2 separate regions of the Mus musculus genome follow, and region 2 is linked to region 1. A link is a loop called in an ENCODE intact Hi-C map of the cell type or tissue named here. Cell type or tissue: heart. All regions are shown on one strand. Links, peaks and the distances in the headings refer to the core of each region. The heading gives the core; the rest is flanking DNA. Region 1 overlaps Sptbn1 (spectrin beta, non-erythrocytic 1). Region 2 overlaps Sptbn1 (spectrin beta, non-erythrocytic 1).

The links. Hi-C counts contacts between places; a loop is a spot of excess contacts. Peaks named below come from ENCODE experiments on the same cell type or tissue, not always from the same donor. Only the 100,000 strongest peaks of a DNase experiment are listed, where the experiment ranks them.
Region 2: it touches region 1 in a loop (1.8-fold over the local background); 7 of 42 quality-filtered maps call a loop at or near these places.

What each region holds. Positions count from the first base shown.
Region 1 is chr11:30,144,736-30,153,069 of GRCm38, forward strand. Sptbn1 (spectrin beta, non-erythrocytic 1) reads right to left here. Exons shown (of 35, transcript NM_175836.2): 4 at 6,821-6,912; 5 at 5,195-5,275; 6 at 4,765-4,880; 7 at 2,004-2,116; 8 at 1,094-1,281. Among named protein-coding and RNA genes, the nearest start is that of Sptbn1, 71 kb to the right of the region's middle. In heart, for the core only: CTCF peaks have their summits at 3,345 and 5,794; no DNase peak of the experiment used is centred there.
Region 2 is chr11:30,194,492-30,202,825 of GRCm38, forward strand. The region is part of intron 1 of Sptbn1 (spectrin beta, non-erythrocytic 1); the gene reads right to left. Among named protein-coding and RNA genes, the nearest start is that of Sptbn1, 21 kb to the right of the region's middle. In heart, for the core only: a CTCF peak has its summit at 4,124; DNase peaks (open chromatin) are centred at 3,490 and 3,910; H3K4me3 peaks cover 3,069 bases; H3K27ac peaks cover 2,811 bases.

The sequences.
Region 1 (8,334 bases), core at 251-8,250:
TACTGTCCTGGGCAATGGACTTAATTCAGAAAGGTGGATGAACAAGCCAGCAAATGTCTAATCTAAATTTTCAGTTGGTTTCAAAGACCTCCCTCACCAAAGAATTTACAACTGAATTTTCACAAGAAATGAAAGGACTTACTTTGGAAGTATAGTAAACAAGGAAAAAAGTCCATAATTCTTACTTAATAATTATTTTAAAATACTAAACTCAAAAATTAAATTAGGGGGTTGGAGAGACGGTTTAACATGTCCGGGCTGTACAAGTGTAAGGAGTACAGATAGATCTCTAGCACCAGCATTAAAAGCTGCCGCAACTATGCTGGTGATAGTGGGAGGATGACTGCTAGCACTTTCAGGTGTGTCGAGAGAGCCTGTCTCAAGTTAGTAAGGACACCAGACACACTTCTCTGGTCTCTGAGCTTGAACACAGTTGTGCATTTCCAAACATATACAGGTGCATACATCACATACATTTGAAGAAAAGAAAAAAAAATTACCTTTCTTAGGTAGCAAAACTCTATCTCAACTGATAGGCAATGATTAACTGTCTTTACCTAACACAGTATTAATGTCAGCATATGCTTGATTACAGGATATTTTATCGGATCTGTCCAGGGTCTTATAACATATACTATGTATCAATATATACCCTAACTTTTCTTCTATTTTTCTTTTGAGGAATGCTCCTGCAATGTAGTCTGAATTAATCCTGAACTCAGGATCGTCCTGAAGTGCCCCAAGTATTGCAATTTCAGGTGTGTGCTACCACACCTGGCTGGCTTCACTGTGTTGCTTTTCTAGAATCTACAGAGCACTGCATGCCAGGGCTTTGAGAAGGGACTGAGGACCTGTGTTCTTCTTCGGCTCACACATATCCTGAATGTCAACGGTCCAGTCTACTAGATAGGGCTCAGGGGAATCATGGTGTGTAACAAGTCTCAGCAACTACAAATCAGGCAAGAAGGAAAACAGGCTACTAGGAGGGACACTGAGTTAACAGTGGAAATCGCCAACGTTACAAACAGGTGTCTTTGGGCTGCTGCACGTCTGCTCCCATACTAACGACCATACATTACACGCTGCCTCTTACTTAGGTGGTTTCTCCACTGTGCGGTACGTGTTGAATGCCTGGAGCTGCTGCTGGACCCCAACCAGTGAATTAGCAAATTTGCGGTTGTTTAGGATGATGATGGTTTGTTCAATCCACTCCAGAAGGTCAGAAGCAAGTGACTCGTACTTCTCAATCATTTTCTCTGTTTCTATAGCATTATCAAGCACCTGAAAGGAAGGGTTAGAAAACCAATACCCAGGTGTCACCAGTCAAGGAACACATGCTACTAACATATTCATTCTCTCTCTCTCTCTCTCTCTCTCTCTCTCTATCTCTCTCTCTCTCTCACACACACACACACACACACACACACACGAGCAATGGCCAGCTTTTCTGTGGTTCTGTTTCTTGACAGAGCATTTTAACTTAAGTGCAAAAAGGCATGCAATCTAGGCCTATTACCTGTGAGCAGTGGCAGCCTAACTCAACTGGAACTGGTTCTGAAGCCACCCAACCCCCCCAGGATAAGACTATGATGGTTTCTGTAATTGCTACAAAAGCAAAAAGATTTCTGGATTGGGGGACAGGGAACAAAACAAAACAAGCAAAAACAAGCCAGTGAACTCTGCCTACATGAGATGAAGAAGTCCTAAGTCTAAGGCTTTTAAAAATCATGGTCTGTAGGATTTCCTGACCAGGGTGAAGCCAATTTAGTTAGATTTTAAACAGTGGATTTCCAGTGAAGGATGACAGGAGGCTTGTGTCTGAGATCTCTTCTCAGTTCCTTTCCAGAGATCCCCACCATCATTCTGCTTCTCACTACCTTTGGGAAGACAATGGTTCTACTACTATTAAGTACTGCTTGCTACTGGCCAAAGTGGAGCCCATAGAAGAACAAGGGCTCAGAAGCAGTGCAGGAGGTGTGCTCTGATGTGTGTAAGGAGCTCACCTTTCCAATGCGCTTTCCTTCGACAGCCAAGGCCTTCATCTTGGAGAAGTAGTGGTAGTAAGTCACCACGTATGTGATGATAGACTTCTCATCAGGGTGGTCCACACTGATATCTGTAACCAGAGGGGTTCAGTCAGAGTGCTACACGTCATGCCGCCGCCAGGGCAGCAAAAGCAGCTACGACATCCAGCATCCCTTAACCATCCAGCAACTCCTTAGTGTTTGAAAATTCTGCCATCACACAGTTAATTCCCCAACAGGGAAGACAGCACACCAGATTCATTTAGCACATGGATATCCACAAATGCCTCTGCAGAAGGCCAGCTTGTTTCCTCACCTTATTCTCAACCCCTAAAACCAAACTGGGCTGTGGTCAGACACCACAGCTCAGCCCATGGCACACACATCTTGGGACAACTTTTGTCTCCTTTTACCTGAATCCAGGTAGTGACAGATTTTAATGTCACACTCTCCTGTTCACATAAACAAACTTAAAACAATGGCTTCCTCAATGGGATTCTCTGTTGCCCCACTCAACCCAGGCTGGCCCTCAGAAGCATGAACACAAAATGCCCTTTAGCGTGAGCACAGTTCCTTCAGTTCTTTTATCAGGCTTTTTCTAAGTGCCATGCGTTATTCCAGATGTTTCTAATTCCATAGGAGGATATGCTTCTTCACTCATATATGCCCTGTATGTCCAATACTTCCATATTCCTTACAACCAGCCTTTGCCTGAAAGGGCCTTCTCCCACTCACATTTACTACTGGCTCAAAAGGAGCAGCTCAAGAGCTACAACCCCAATACATGCACTTCTTATTCCTGTAGTTAAATTACTTTCTTCTTCCTGCCTTGGGACTCTGTATAAATGGATACATAGTCTACTTTCTGCAAGATATAATTTACTCATATGTTTTTGCTTTTAAGCCTTAATCCTAAAGGGTCAAGACTCTATTGTAGGATTCCTATACCACTCCACCTTCCAAATTCCTGAAGGTAGAGGGACAGTGTGTATTCAGTGAATCAAGTAAATGAAAATGACACGTCTTGGGAGTGGAAATGTTCAGAGAAACACTCAGCCAGGAACAGATTAAAATTAACACACACACAAGTTTCCTATCTGTCAGGTTCGTTTTTCAATACATTTCATACACAACCTTATTTCTATTCTGTAAATAGTACAGTGTGGAGGAAAACAGTTTCTTTAATTTTAAACATGAAAACTCTAGGGCACAGGATAGAATACTCCCAGCCCCACTTGTTGTCAAGGTAGCAATGGGACCAAGAGTCCAACTGCAGTTGCTTTTGCTAGTGCACAGTCCTCCGTCCTCATCCTCATCAATGTCCACAAGAGGGGGTTTGAAGAGAGAGAGACAGACAGACAGACAGAGAGTGCTGCATCTAATTTAGCAAGCACAAAATATTGATATTTCTGGAGTAATAGAAGGCAAAAATTTCCAAGTTAATCAATGAATACATTTCAACTGGTATCCTTTGGAATACTGGACAACTAGTGATTAAGGTTAAAACCATAGGAAACAAGACATTAAATGCTATTTTTAGCTCCAGTCTTGTGATCTGAGAAATATCAGTCTCCCTTTTATGCTCACTAAAGATCAGAAAAATTAATGAATGGTATTAATAAAAAGTCTGTGTATTAGGAAAAGGAGAAAGAATTTTTGTCTAGCAAAGGGCTAGACCTAAGGAACACCACTGATGGTGAGGAAGGAGTTAATTAAACATGAAGACTGATCACAGCTCAAGGAATTTTAGCTTTTTTTTTATATCAAAAAACCACTTAATGGGTTAGCCTAAGATAATTGTATCTTGGCTTCCTGTAATCATATGCACTGGAGAACAGCAAAAACTAGCTTGGCAGTCACATGACCTCAAGATGCCCTTGGGGAGATCAACTTCCTCTTCTAGATTTATAAGAACTTTAAACTTTCACACACATACATTTCTATCTCTAATATTTGCTTACAGCTGGGAGGATCTCTAAGCCTCTAGCATTATAAACTAAATAATCCCTTTATGATTTAAATATTTCTCAAAATTAGAAAAAGTTCTTCTGAAATCCCACATTGTAACGGGACCTAGATGAGGATATATATATATATATAGGCTGTTCCAGAGAGGACAGCTTAGTCATCTGCAGACAAGCTTTGGCTTCTGCAGAGACCCAGAGATCCTAGCAATCAGCTCCACATAGATGAGATACAGTCTATCATAAGAAAACTGTGCCTCTGTTTCATCCATTCACATTCTCTTCTTTAAGCTCCAGCATCCTAAGAATGCCCTTGACCTCAACTCACCCTCAGCAGACCCACCCTCATGAACATCAGTCACAGGCGTTCACTGGGTGCTAGGCTAGGCTTCCCAGTAAGCACAGGTGCTGAGAACCTCAGTGACACCCACTGCCTGCTAAACAGCCTCAAAGCGTTCGCTTCCAGCCTGCAGAGGGACGGCCACCCTCCCCCTAGGGTTATTCTTTACACCACTCCCACAGAGTCCCTCAATGCTTTTCTGGCTTTTTACCTTTGCGTCCTCTCTCACACACCCATCCTCAAAGTCTGGCCAAACGTAACTCATTCTATAAATCCTCAACTGTTGCCATAACTGGAATTTTAAATGATCCTTCTACCCTTTCTTTTGATAATTCTCAAGGCATGCTGTACACACAGAGCACCTTTGTACAACACAAAGAAGACTTTACATGCTAGAGATGTTCCAAGTCCCACCTTTCATATCTCGGATCCTTACCTTCAGGGTCTAACAGTTTAGTGAGGCCAAGGTGCTGCTCTGCCAGGTTAAATGCATTCTGCAGATTGTAGTGTGCATTAGATTTCTTCAGTTTATCAAAATCTATCAGGTCAGGCCTATACAGAATGACAGTGGAACATAAACATTATGCCTTGGAAACAAATCAAGTGTCTAATGAGGCATGATAACTGCTCCAGAGAATGTTAAAATAATAGCATAGTGGAGTAAAATTACAGTATTATATAATCATCAAACAATGATACATGGTTTTTGAATAATGAACTCACACATTCTCCCTAATATGAATGCAGGAATTTCCACTATGGTACAATATCCAACCCACAGACAGGAGATACCACAACTAATCCAGATCTGCCACAGAAAATGGTACTGTATCTTTCTACCTTTACCATGATTTCTTCAGACTTACCGATGTTTATGTATCAGTGCATTGAAGGCCATGCCATCCCTCCAGCTAGTGGTGAAATTGTGAATGTTGACATTGGGGTACCTGTCAAAGACAGACCACAAAAGCAAAACAACAATTACCAAATAAAGGTTTATGCCTTGGTAAATGCTAAAAAAAAAAAAAAAAAAAAAAAAGAAAAAAAGCCTGTGTTCATGTTCACTGTAAACTCAAGGTCATGTCTCAATAATGACAATTTTGTCTGAGCATGTGTCCCGTTAAGATCAGGTTGCTTGAAATAAAAATAAAATAGATAGCTGTATTTCTTCACAAGTGCTTGGTAATTCAATTCCATGAGATGTGAACTGAATCCCCTTAACCTGCTGTGACATCTCACCAGCCCCAAGGTAAGGTAGTTTTAAGAGTAACACACTAATTAACCTGACAAGGAACTGATTCTCATTAAGAGCCAAGGACTCTGAAATAATTTCATCAGCACTTTACAGGATTTAAAAATATGTATTTTATTCAATTTTATTTATGTATGTGTGTGTTTTGTGTAAGTTTATGAGCACCATGTGCATGAAGGGGCCCACAGACTCCTGAGGGAACAGGAGTTCCAGCAGTTGTGAGCCACCGGGGTGGGTGTTGGACAACAGAACCTGGGTTCTCCAGGAAAGCAGTGAGAGCTGAAAACTGAGCCATGTTACACGTTTAGTATAGCTGAATTCACACAATGTCAGTAAGCAGCAATAAGTTGCAGTTGTGTAAAAGTATCTCCAAATTGGGTTTTAGTGAAAGCATACAAGGAAAACCAGGACAGGCTTACGTAATAACTGCTTCTAAGTTTGCTGTGTAAAGTTTACCAAATGGCAGAAATTAAAAGGAGAAAACTCCCAAATGCATTTAAAAAATATGTGGGTTTGCTTCTTAGAAATGCTCTAAAAGGGCTGGCGAGATGGCTCAGCAGGTAAGAGGACTGACTGCTCTTCCCAAGGTCCTGTGTTCAAATCCCAGCAACCACATGGTGGCTCACAACCACCCGTAATGAGATCCGATGTCCTCTTCTGGTGCGTTTGAAGTTAGCGACAGTGTATTTATATATAATAATAAATTGGGCCGGAGCTAGCAGGAACTGAGTGAACAGGGCCGACCGAGCAAGTGGGGTTGACCAGAGGGAGCAGAGGTCCTAAAAATTCAATACCACATGAAGGCTCACAACCATCTGTACAGCTACAGTGTATGCACATACATAAAATAAATAAATAAATCTTTAAAAAAAGAAAACAAAAAGGCTTATAAGGTATTAATAATAAAATTAAAAAATTAAAAAAAAAGAAATGCTTCAAGAATTTTATAATTTAAGATCTAATTGTCCGTGGAGCTTTCCGATAAAGAGAATGCAGCCGTTAAGGAAATAAGATCTGTTCCAAGTATAAATCACACCTCTTTCCACTCTGACAGCCAGTTCTGAAATGTCACATACCAACTGTTTATGTGGTAACAAGACATCTCAGTGGAAGCTATGAAAAGACACTTGTCAGCACCTTCGCAGTGATGCGACAGGGAACTTAATCCTGGAGGATTCCTAGTGCTGGAATCCTGTGTTTAATCCTGGAGATGCCTTGTGTCCTTCCAGTGCACACTCACCCAGCTGTCTTCATCTGGCACCACAGCAGCAATGCATCCTTAGCAGACTTTTTCTCTTTGTTATCTTCAGTCTCCACACTAATATCCTGGATCTAAAGTTTAAGAAGAAATATTAGGCAATCACCCAACTGCTGTATAAGCCTGAGAGCCACTGCAAAACAGGTCTGCATTTATATGAAATAGATCGAAGTCTTGCCCTGCACGTTATCTGCTCTCCATGTCAGTAAGAACTGTCAGGCTCACCTCGGACCTTCCAGAACTAGGTTTCTTATTCTACACACAAAGCCAGGGGGATGACCTGTTCCACGAGTGCCTCCGTAGCACCTATGAAGAGGCCATGTATGGCCCCTGGGGCCCATATCTTTGAAACTACAAGCTAGTGGGTGGTTTCTCATAGAAACCAGAAAAGTATTTTGCTGAAGGCACGGTATGTATCATTTCCTATAAGATAGACAGAACCTGTTAAATGCTATGCTTCCACGCTCTCTATTTTGTAAGTTCACAAGTTCAACATTAGACATTGTGATGGTTGTATATGCTTGGTGTGTCACTGTGGGTGTGGGCTCTAAGACCCTCATCCTAGCTGCCTGGAAGCCAGTCTTCTGCTAGCAGCCTTCAGATGAAGGTGTAGAACTCTTAGCTCCTCCTGCACCATGCCTGCTTAGATGCTGCCATGTTCCTGCCTTGATGATAACAGACTGAACCTTTGAACCTGTAAGCAAGCCCCAATTAAATGTTGGCCTTATATAAGAGCAGCCCCGGTCATGGTGTCTGTTCATAGCAGTAAAATCCTAAACAAAAAGTCTGATCTAATGGTACCAGAGTTAAGCTAAATGACTTCTTTTTTTTCTCCCTCCCTTCTTTTGGTCAGACTAAATGTGTTCTCTCTGCTTCCCCCCCCCCCCCCCATTGTGTATCTGTGCATAACAGCATGTGCATATCACAGAACACATATGAAAGAAGTCAAAGGACAACATGTGGAAGTTAGTTTCTTCCTTTCACCACATGGGAAGGACCACTGGGCCCTGAAGGGGTCCTCTTTCCTACCTGAGCACCTCAGCTTTTCCATCTCAGGGAAGGCAACAGTGGCTACCTCACAGCACTACTGTGGTTAGTTGGTTGACTGTTCTTTCCTTGCTGCTGCTGTTTTTAGATGGGATCTCAAGCTGGCTTCAAATTATGCACTGGAAAACTACCTTGAATGAGTAACTCCAATCCTCCTGCCTCTATCGCCCAAATGCCAGGATTACAGGAATGTTCTACCATGCCCACTAAAAATGTTAGTTCTTGGGGTTAGGAGACACCATCAGTTATATGATTTTAGATAAATGTTCCTAACTGTAGTCTGTGTTCTTGCCCCTTTTAACTAAATTTGGGACAAGAGGTGAGAATACAACCAATGACTCAGTAAAATAAATGTAGTAAAAGAAACTGCACAACGCCAGCTATAATACCAGCAGCCTTTGCTTCTTGATTTAAGAGGAGAAAGTATGTATTAGCAGGTTGAGGTGAAT
Region 2 (8,334 bases), core at 204-8,203, 50 kb after region 1:
CACAGTATAGGGCCATTTGCACAAGTCCTGAATGCCAAGCTCAAGAGCGTATACTTTTTCATATACAATAAGCATGCATAAGAGAACACAGTGGGAGACTAACAAGGCAGAGGATTCTCCCACAAGGACTAAGCAGGCAGATGTACAACTACAGGGAAGGTATTGTGAACTTCTGTAATCACAGTTTTCTAAGCAGGAAGCTGAAACCAGTTGTTTCAACTTTCTTCGCTTATCTTAAAGTAAAAAAAGCAACAACAGAAAATGAATCCAACTTTATAAGACAGGGGTTGACCTGAATAATTTAATTTGACAGGTGGAAAAATGAAAGAAAGCTATGTACTGGTGGCTAAAGTCAGAGTTCAGAGATTGAAGACCCTGACCTCTCTTATTATGAACTTAGGAGTGATTAAAACAAGCTAACCAAAACCAGTATCTCTCAGTTCCTTAAGCCAATGAGATTCCCCCACCCCCACCCCGCCACTTACTCACTGGCCCATAAATCTCTACACACTATGTTATCTAAACAGACCAGGTTTCTCTTAATATCAGGTTTTGCTCAGCTGCTAGAAAAGCAAACTCCAACCAACTGCATCCAGCAACAAATATAGTAACATACTTCCATGAAATGAAAGCCCTTCCCAGACATATATACCAAGTATATAAATTCATAAGGGGGGCATTAAAAAAAAATCAACAAAACATCCCATACACTAGGTGACAAGAGCTAAGAAAGATTATTCCCCAGGCCTTCGAGCATGTATAAAATTATACCAGTACATAGAATTTATGTTATCAAAAATAACATTTACAAGAACTACAAGGATCAGAACAGCACACCAAGGATCAGGAGCTGAGAAAGGTTTTTATATAAACTCTCAGCTGGGCGTTGTGGCACAGGCTTTTAATCCCAGCACTTGGGAGGCAGAGGCAGGTGGATTTCTGAGTTTAAGGCCAGCCTGGTCTACAGAGTGAGTTCCAGGACAGCCAGGACTACCCAGGGAAACCCTGTCTCGAAAAAACAAACAAACAAACAAACAAAACCCCCAAACTCTCATCCTGTTTAAACCCCAATCTGTTTTTCTTCTCACTAGGACACTGTTGGAAGTTAGTGACCCTAATGTGACCCATCCTATTTGAAAGTTAATTCACCCTTTCTCAGTTCTTCAACACAGGTGGTTTTCTGTTATAGAAACACCAACAGTAAACTTATGCAACTCAAAACCACAGTATTTAAAAAGTCATCTGGAGCTAGAGCAAGTGACCGAGCTTACTTCTAAAAATTTGGTATATTTACTACACAACTTAATCCCCACCATTTTTAAAAGATAGTTCCTTGAGGAAAAAGAACATGAACTAAAATAGAGGGCATTCGTGTGATTTTTAAAAACCATTTCCTTGTCCAAAGAGGACAGTTAAGACATTTCCTGTGTATAAGCTCCACCCCAAGCAGTGAGCAACTTACAACTACACTTAAACCTTTTAGAATAACCCTTTTGTTATGGGTGGGTCAAACAGTGCGTTCCACACACATCCTCTTTATACTTTCTCTTACACAGGGTTTCTCTGTGTAGCCCTGGCTATCCTGGAACTCACTCTGGAGACCAGGCTGGCCTCAAACTCAGAAGTCCGCCTGCCTCTGCTTCCCAAGGGCTGGGATTAAAGGCGTGTCCCATCACTGCCAGGCTCTTTTTATACTTTCTACTGTTTGATTGTTTTTACTGACACTACACAGCATGGACAGGCTTGAAACAGTTTTCTGACTGAATCCTGTAAGTGCTTCTTCTCCTTAGAGAGCCCAGGCCAAGGAGAAAGGGGGCATTCTGAGTTCTTTTGATTCTACAAGTGTAGGGCTCCTCAAAGACCTAGAATATATGTTTTCTATTTCACTACTTGCAAGCTCACTCACCTAAATTTTCAAGAAAGCAAATTCCACTTTCAATGACTCAGAGATGCAACTAAAGACTTAGTTGATCTCCCAGTGCTAATGACCCACCTCTTAGCCAGACGCTGAAAGAATGCAGCAACATCTAGCAAATGTTTAAAAATCACATCCTGTTCTGCCTCATTTTCCAAAACAAGTCAATGTTGTCAAAATACTTTACAAGAAAAGTAAATCAATGAATGAAAGAGATCACCACTTTCCAATGAAAACATACGAGGACCAAGATGTTTCCTTCCATACCTCCTCATTTAGGACGGAGTTAAAATAAGAGACACACAGTCTTTGGATATTCTTTACAGTACTAGAGCTACTCCTACCTATTACCAGATTCTACAGGCTTCTAAGTGCAAGCTCTATTTTCAGCTAGAGACCTTTATTTTTTAGTCACGTATAGGCTGAGTGGCTGACCAAGGCATGCTGACTGGTCAGAAACAGCCCAGGGATACAAGCAGAAACAGCACACAACTGTTCCAGGAACCTGCTCTCCAGAAAAACATGTGCAGCAAAATACTGGATACCTTAAATCTTTGAGCCTGGCATAGACTCTAGAAAATGTCTGTAAGTGATCCAACTAATCCTACCCATAGCCCTGGAATGACAATAAGTGGCTTTTATTATAAATTACATAGCCCACCAAATTAATGGGAAAGCTGTCCTCCAACACAATACATCAAGAGTTAAAATTAGGCTTAGGAACTAAAACTAATTTATCAAGGACTTAGGAAGAAAAAGACCACTTCCTCCTCCCCTTTGCTATTGTTCTATTGGACTGGGTCTGGAGCAGTGTATTTTACACCTCTACGTGCTCCCAGAGGTAAGGGGCTGGGAGTTAAAGAGGCGGGCTGAAATAAAAGCATACTAATGGATCTATTAACATTAATCTCCTAGCATCCCGAATGGTGTGTGTGTGTTTCTCTCTCTCTCTCTCTCTCTCTCTCTCTCTCTCTCTCTCTCTCTGTGTGTGTGTGTGTGTGTGTGTGTGTGTGTGTGTGTGTGTGTGTGTGTGTGTGTGTACAACATACAACAGAAAGTAGGATACCTGACAACTAGAGCCTAGAACCAAAAGGTAGGTACTGGCGAGACTACAAATGGTGGCTAATCTAGAGCCTGGAGTAGTGTGAGCAACTGCCTCCTTTAATGCCTTAATTAGGTGCTCACAGTCAACCTGGGGCGGTGTGGCTGCTATCTTCACTAGGGTCGTGTACCGTATGGCAGAAATAAAGCTTCAAAAAGCTCCAGGATCCTGTCGGAACACCCGCAAGCAGGCCTGGCCCTTGGCAGCGGACTTACCTTGGAGCTGTTTGAATCTTCCTTCCAGTTGGTTGTAGTTGTAAGGCACCTGCCCGGTGTAGGCCGGCGACAGCGGCCCTGAAATGCTGGATGTCCTCTGCAACTCCATTATGCCCAACCTTAGGCCCAGGCCAGTTGCACCGTAGGATTCCCGCTCCAGCCCCTTCCTACCCCCATCCAACTCCAAGCAGCTTCCGCGGCTCTGCTCCCGCCCAGGCGAAAGGGCTGGACCTCAAGCCAGTCGCATTCCGGTCGGGTCGGAAATAGGTGCAGGGTGATCTGATAGGAAGTTGGCTGCAGAGTCCAACCTAGCCTGGTGGAGTTACCACCCCGGCATCTAATCCCCTGTGGATTTCCTTCCTTGTGTGGCCCTTGCCTGGAAGCTAGAAATAAATTACCCGGGAGGGAGGAGGGAAGGAGGAAAAGGAGGAAGGACGCAGGATCCTATTGGAAAATATTTTAAATATGGCCAACTCTAAGCACGCTGTGCTCCAGCTCACAGAGCAGCGCACACCTACTGCCTGCAAGCCCCCACCCCCCTTGCCGGTTTGTAATTTAATCGGGAGCTGCGGTGAGCTGCGCTGTGATGTCACCTGATTAGCATAACAGCATTGTGACGGAAACGCCGGCCGAACCACGCGGAAGGGCGTTCGCAGGCCAACCTTGCAGACCCTAACCCGCGCACGGTCAGGTCCCACAAAGCTGCTGGAATTACAATGTTCAGTTGGGCGGCCCCGCCTAACAGAAAAGTATCCGATTACGATTACTATCACTCGAAAAGGGGTGCAGGGCCCAGAGGCGGGTCAGAGCCCGCTGATCAAGCCGCCTTGTACCTGGGCGCAGGCAGCCACTGCGCGGGCGCCAACTGCAAGCACAGCCCAACCCGGCGCCACCTTAAGTCAAAGTCAGTCTAGGCACCCTGTAGGGTACAGCCCACAGAAATGAGAACGAGGCCCTCTGAAGAACCTTCTCAGCAGACAGTCTGCCATAACTGCATTTCTGAGGTGATGAACCCCGTTAGTTAACTCCATGAAAGGAAGATTTATCAGAGTACTGTGGTGCAAGGCATTGTGGGAGGAAGGATTACTGGTCTTAAGAACTTTACATTCCTGTGGAAAAGAACAGCAATCACCTTCAAAACTTATCTTTGATTTGTTTACTGATGCCTCTCAAGTTTTGGTTCTCTCTAGTTGCTACTCTCACCTCCTTCTACCAAAAAGAAATCCTATGTAGAAAATGATGTGACCAAAATATATCCGTGGGGAATAATTGACCCTGGTCCTATCCTCTTCCTACTTTTCCCCCTCACTACAACTGGCAGGTCTGTAATAAACTTGGCACTTCCAGCTTGGAACCCTGCAGCCATCACTACAGAAGGTAATTTCAGTGTGGTAATGCTTAGGTCTGTGGAGACAGGAAGACTAATCAGTGAGGCTAACCTGGTCTGTGCGTAACAAGTTCCAGATCACCAGCTCTATTCTGCAAGGTTCTAATTCAAAATCCTCCCTAAAGGATTCCAGTGTGCACTGAAGGGGAGGTGGGGGCAGGCCAGGGCCAGAGATAACGCAAGGACTGTTAGCCGTTCATCCCTCAAGAACCTCAGCTCCTGTCCTAATGTCTACATTGTCAATTTTTGGCTCCCAAGTCAGGCCCAACCAAAAGACATTTTTACATCCATGATGGAGAACATATTCTAAAGCCCTCCTGTGTCTGCCAAGCTAGCAAGACCATGAAATGCTAGGTCTTAGAAGACACACTTGGTCTAGGATTCTCAAAACCTAATTTTGGAGATAGCCAAGCAAGCTTCCTCATTCCATGGCCTTAAGAAAAACCCTGGACTCTCAACCTTGGCTGTTAATACTGAGAAATAATACCTATCTCTACAAAACCACTAAAGTTGGATGTGAAAGTGCTCATACTGTTCCAAGCTCATCTCTCCTTACATTCTGTCGCCCATCACAACAAGACTACAAAGCATCATGGGTAATTATTTCAAAGGGGGATCTTTTTAACAGACCCTACTTCACTGTTAAATATGCCAATGATGTGGTGAGTCCCTCTCTGAATATCCAGTTATAGCACAGAAAACAAGATTGCAAAGTTATCTACCATCCAACTATTTTTTTAAATTTTTTTACGCCACTCAGTTATCATCCTTTTCAGCTCTCATTGGGAATATATATTAAACAAGCTTTCCAATTAGCCAGGTTCTATACAGTGTAATGGAAAGATGAGAACTAGTATAGCCACACTCAAACCTTAAAAGCATAGACTGAAAAACCATAGAGCAATGAATGCATTGAGGCTGAAGAAGGGTTTAGCAACTCACAGAAACATCCATTTGGTGGCATGGGGCCAAGTAAAAATGGGAGGCAACTCTGAAAGCCCTCCTGACCTAACTCAGTAGCTGGGAAAAGGTAGAATATAGCCAGTTTGGACTATACTGCACACACTGCTGTTTTAGAGGATTTGAGGAAAACTAGAGAGTTCCTAGACAAAGGGTATGGGACAAATTATAGACAAACAGTCAAATACTCAGAAAACACAAAGATTTCAGAGAACAAGGAGGCCACACCTAGCTAAGAAGGGTCAGAACCCTAGGGAAACGCTGACACCCAGACTGGTTCCGGAAACACAGACAACCAGTACGTTGGAGAGAAGATGAAGCTTCTTCATGTCACCACCAAAGGAGCAGAACAGACAATGTGACAGGCTAGCTGCACCACAAAGAAACTGACATTTTGGGAGAGAAGCATGAAAGCAAGCTAGAATCAAGCATGGGCTTGGAAAATTTTGAGCCAGAGGAGAACAGAGTCTAGCAGTGATTAACCTGGCAGATAGGAGAGACTGAAGGCAGCTAGTCACCTGAGAGATCATTGCAACTGTCCAGGTCAAAGGGCCCATTAGGGTGTGGCAATAGGATTAGAAAGGAATGGACTGATGTAAGAGTTCACCTGCAGAACTTTGGTTACTAATCAGATACAAGACCATCAGAGGACAGTCAAGAAAGACTGGCATTAGAGCTGGCTAGGGGGTATAAAGAAGGAATGATGAGCATTCTCTTCTGACCTTTGTCTGACTCTTTGTCACCAGGTGATACATCCATAGTGGTCAGGAATGGAGAAGAGAAGTCAAAGCTGAAGACTGACTCTGGAGCACAAGGGCAAGAGTAGATTTAGTGGAGTTACATCTAGGAAGGGGGGAATAAGGCAAGCAGCTAAGCAGGGATCTGGGGGAAATATGGCCTTAGGAAAGAAAACAGTGGAGGGCTGTAGGTATAGCTCAATGGTACTAGAACTTACCCCCAAGACAGCCAAAACTGAAGAGAAAAACACCAAGGAATGAAAATACAATGAAGAAGGGAGGACACCCAAGGAGGAATAGAGACAGACAGCATCAAATGCTGCAAAAGGGACTTAAGGGAGACAGTATGCCAGGGGTGGATTAAAGCAATGGATCCAAACCAGCAAAAGCCAGGTTACCGGAATGAACAGAGAAAGGGGTGATGGAGACATGTGAATGGAGCCAGGAGAAGAGATTCTGAGTAGGGCCCAGTCAAGCCTGATGTCTGTGCTCACATTTCAGCTAGTCCTAAGTTGGCATAGGTAGGAAGGGAAAGGTGAGTGAATAGCTCAAGGTTGAGCCATCAGCCTTAGCCAAGAGGAGGCACACCCTTGGTCAGGTAATGATGAAGGAGTTCTGAAGAACCACCACATTTAAGGGAGCTTAGTTGTACCTGAATAAAACAAAAGGTTCCAGAGTCTTGCCCTCAGTCTTATTTATAGTTACCTCAGAATTAGAATCTCCAAGACCCTAACCAATTGCAGGAAAATGTGAATGTCCATGGGAGTGTTAAAGGAAAGTTTTCAGCGTGTTTAACCAGCTTTCTGTAGTAACAGACTGTGCAATTTTAATTTTCCCCGTTTTTTTTTTCTCATCTAAAAACTGCCATTGCTCACCCAAGTAGGGGGCCAACTGATAAACGGTTGTGCCTGTTTTCTAACTGCAGCCAGATTCCAAGGTGAAATACAAACAGACATGGTTGGCAAGGAAGCTACAGGAACAAAACAACTGAAGCCCATACAGGCTGCATCTGTGATACAAGAAACAACCAGGTTCCTGTAGTGATCTGTAGACAGAAGCAATTAGAAGCAACAGAGGATGGTAGAAGAACAGAATATTTGGTGCATAGGCTCATCCTAACATCCAAGTACCATCAAGAAACTTCATAATTTTATGTATTGGCTTCTAACTTTCTCAGGGCCTTATAGTCCTTGTCCATAAACCAAGCAGGTTGGAATCTATAGTCATGTAATTTTCCATATATCCTAAAAGTATTCATCTGTGACATGAGTGTCCCAAGCTGGGGTTTCATTTTTTATAACTTTACTCTCAATTATCAGTCTTCACATACCATTGTATGTGAATGGTCATTGTGGTGGTTTAAATGAGAACAGCCTCTATATAGGCTCATAGATTTGAATGCTTGGTCCCCAGTTGGTGGAACTGTTTGGGAAGGATTATGAGGTGTGACTTGTTGGAAGTGGTGTGACACTGGAGGTGGGCTTTCAAAACCCAAGCCATTCTAGTTACATCTATCTCTATGCTTTGTGCTTGTGTATCAGATGTGAGCTCCCAGCTACTGTTCTAGTGCCCTGCCCGCCTGCTGCCATGTTCCCTCCCTCCCATGATGGTTATGCATTCACCCTCTAGAACTGTCTGCTCCAACACACTCTTTCTTCTCTATGTTTCCTTGGTCATGGTGTCTCTTCATAACAATAAAAAAGTAGCTAAGAAGGTCATAAAGTCACCATCATACATGTAGATTACAGTAAGTTCTCATTAGCTAGTGTGTGATGCTCACCTTTAGTACTGCACTAAGGAAGCAGAGGCAAGTAGATTTCTGAGGGACTGAGGCTGTCCTGGTCTACACAGAGTTTCGAGATCAGCCAAGGTGACATAGTGAGACCCTGTCTCAAGAACTGAAAAAAAAGTTTCACATAAATTTTCTCAGGTGACCAACCCCATGATGTTGTCTCAAGTGTGCTCACAAGGCATGTGCTTTCCTTACCCGTGACTCTATTGCTAGCAGAGAGTAGCAG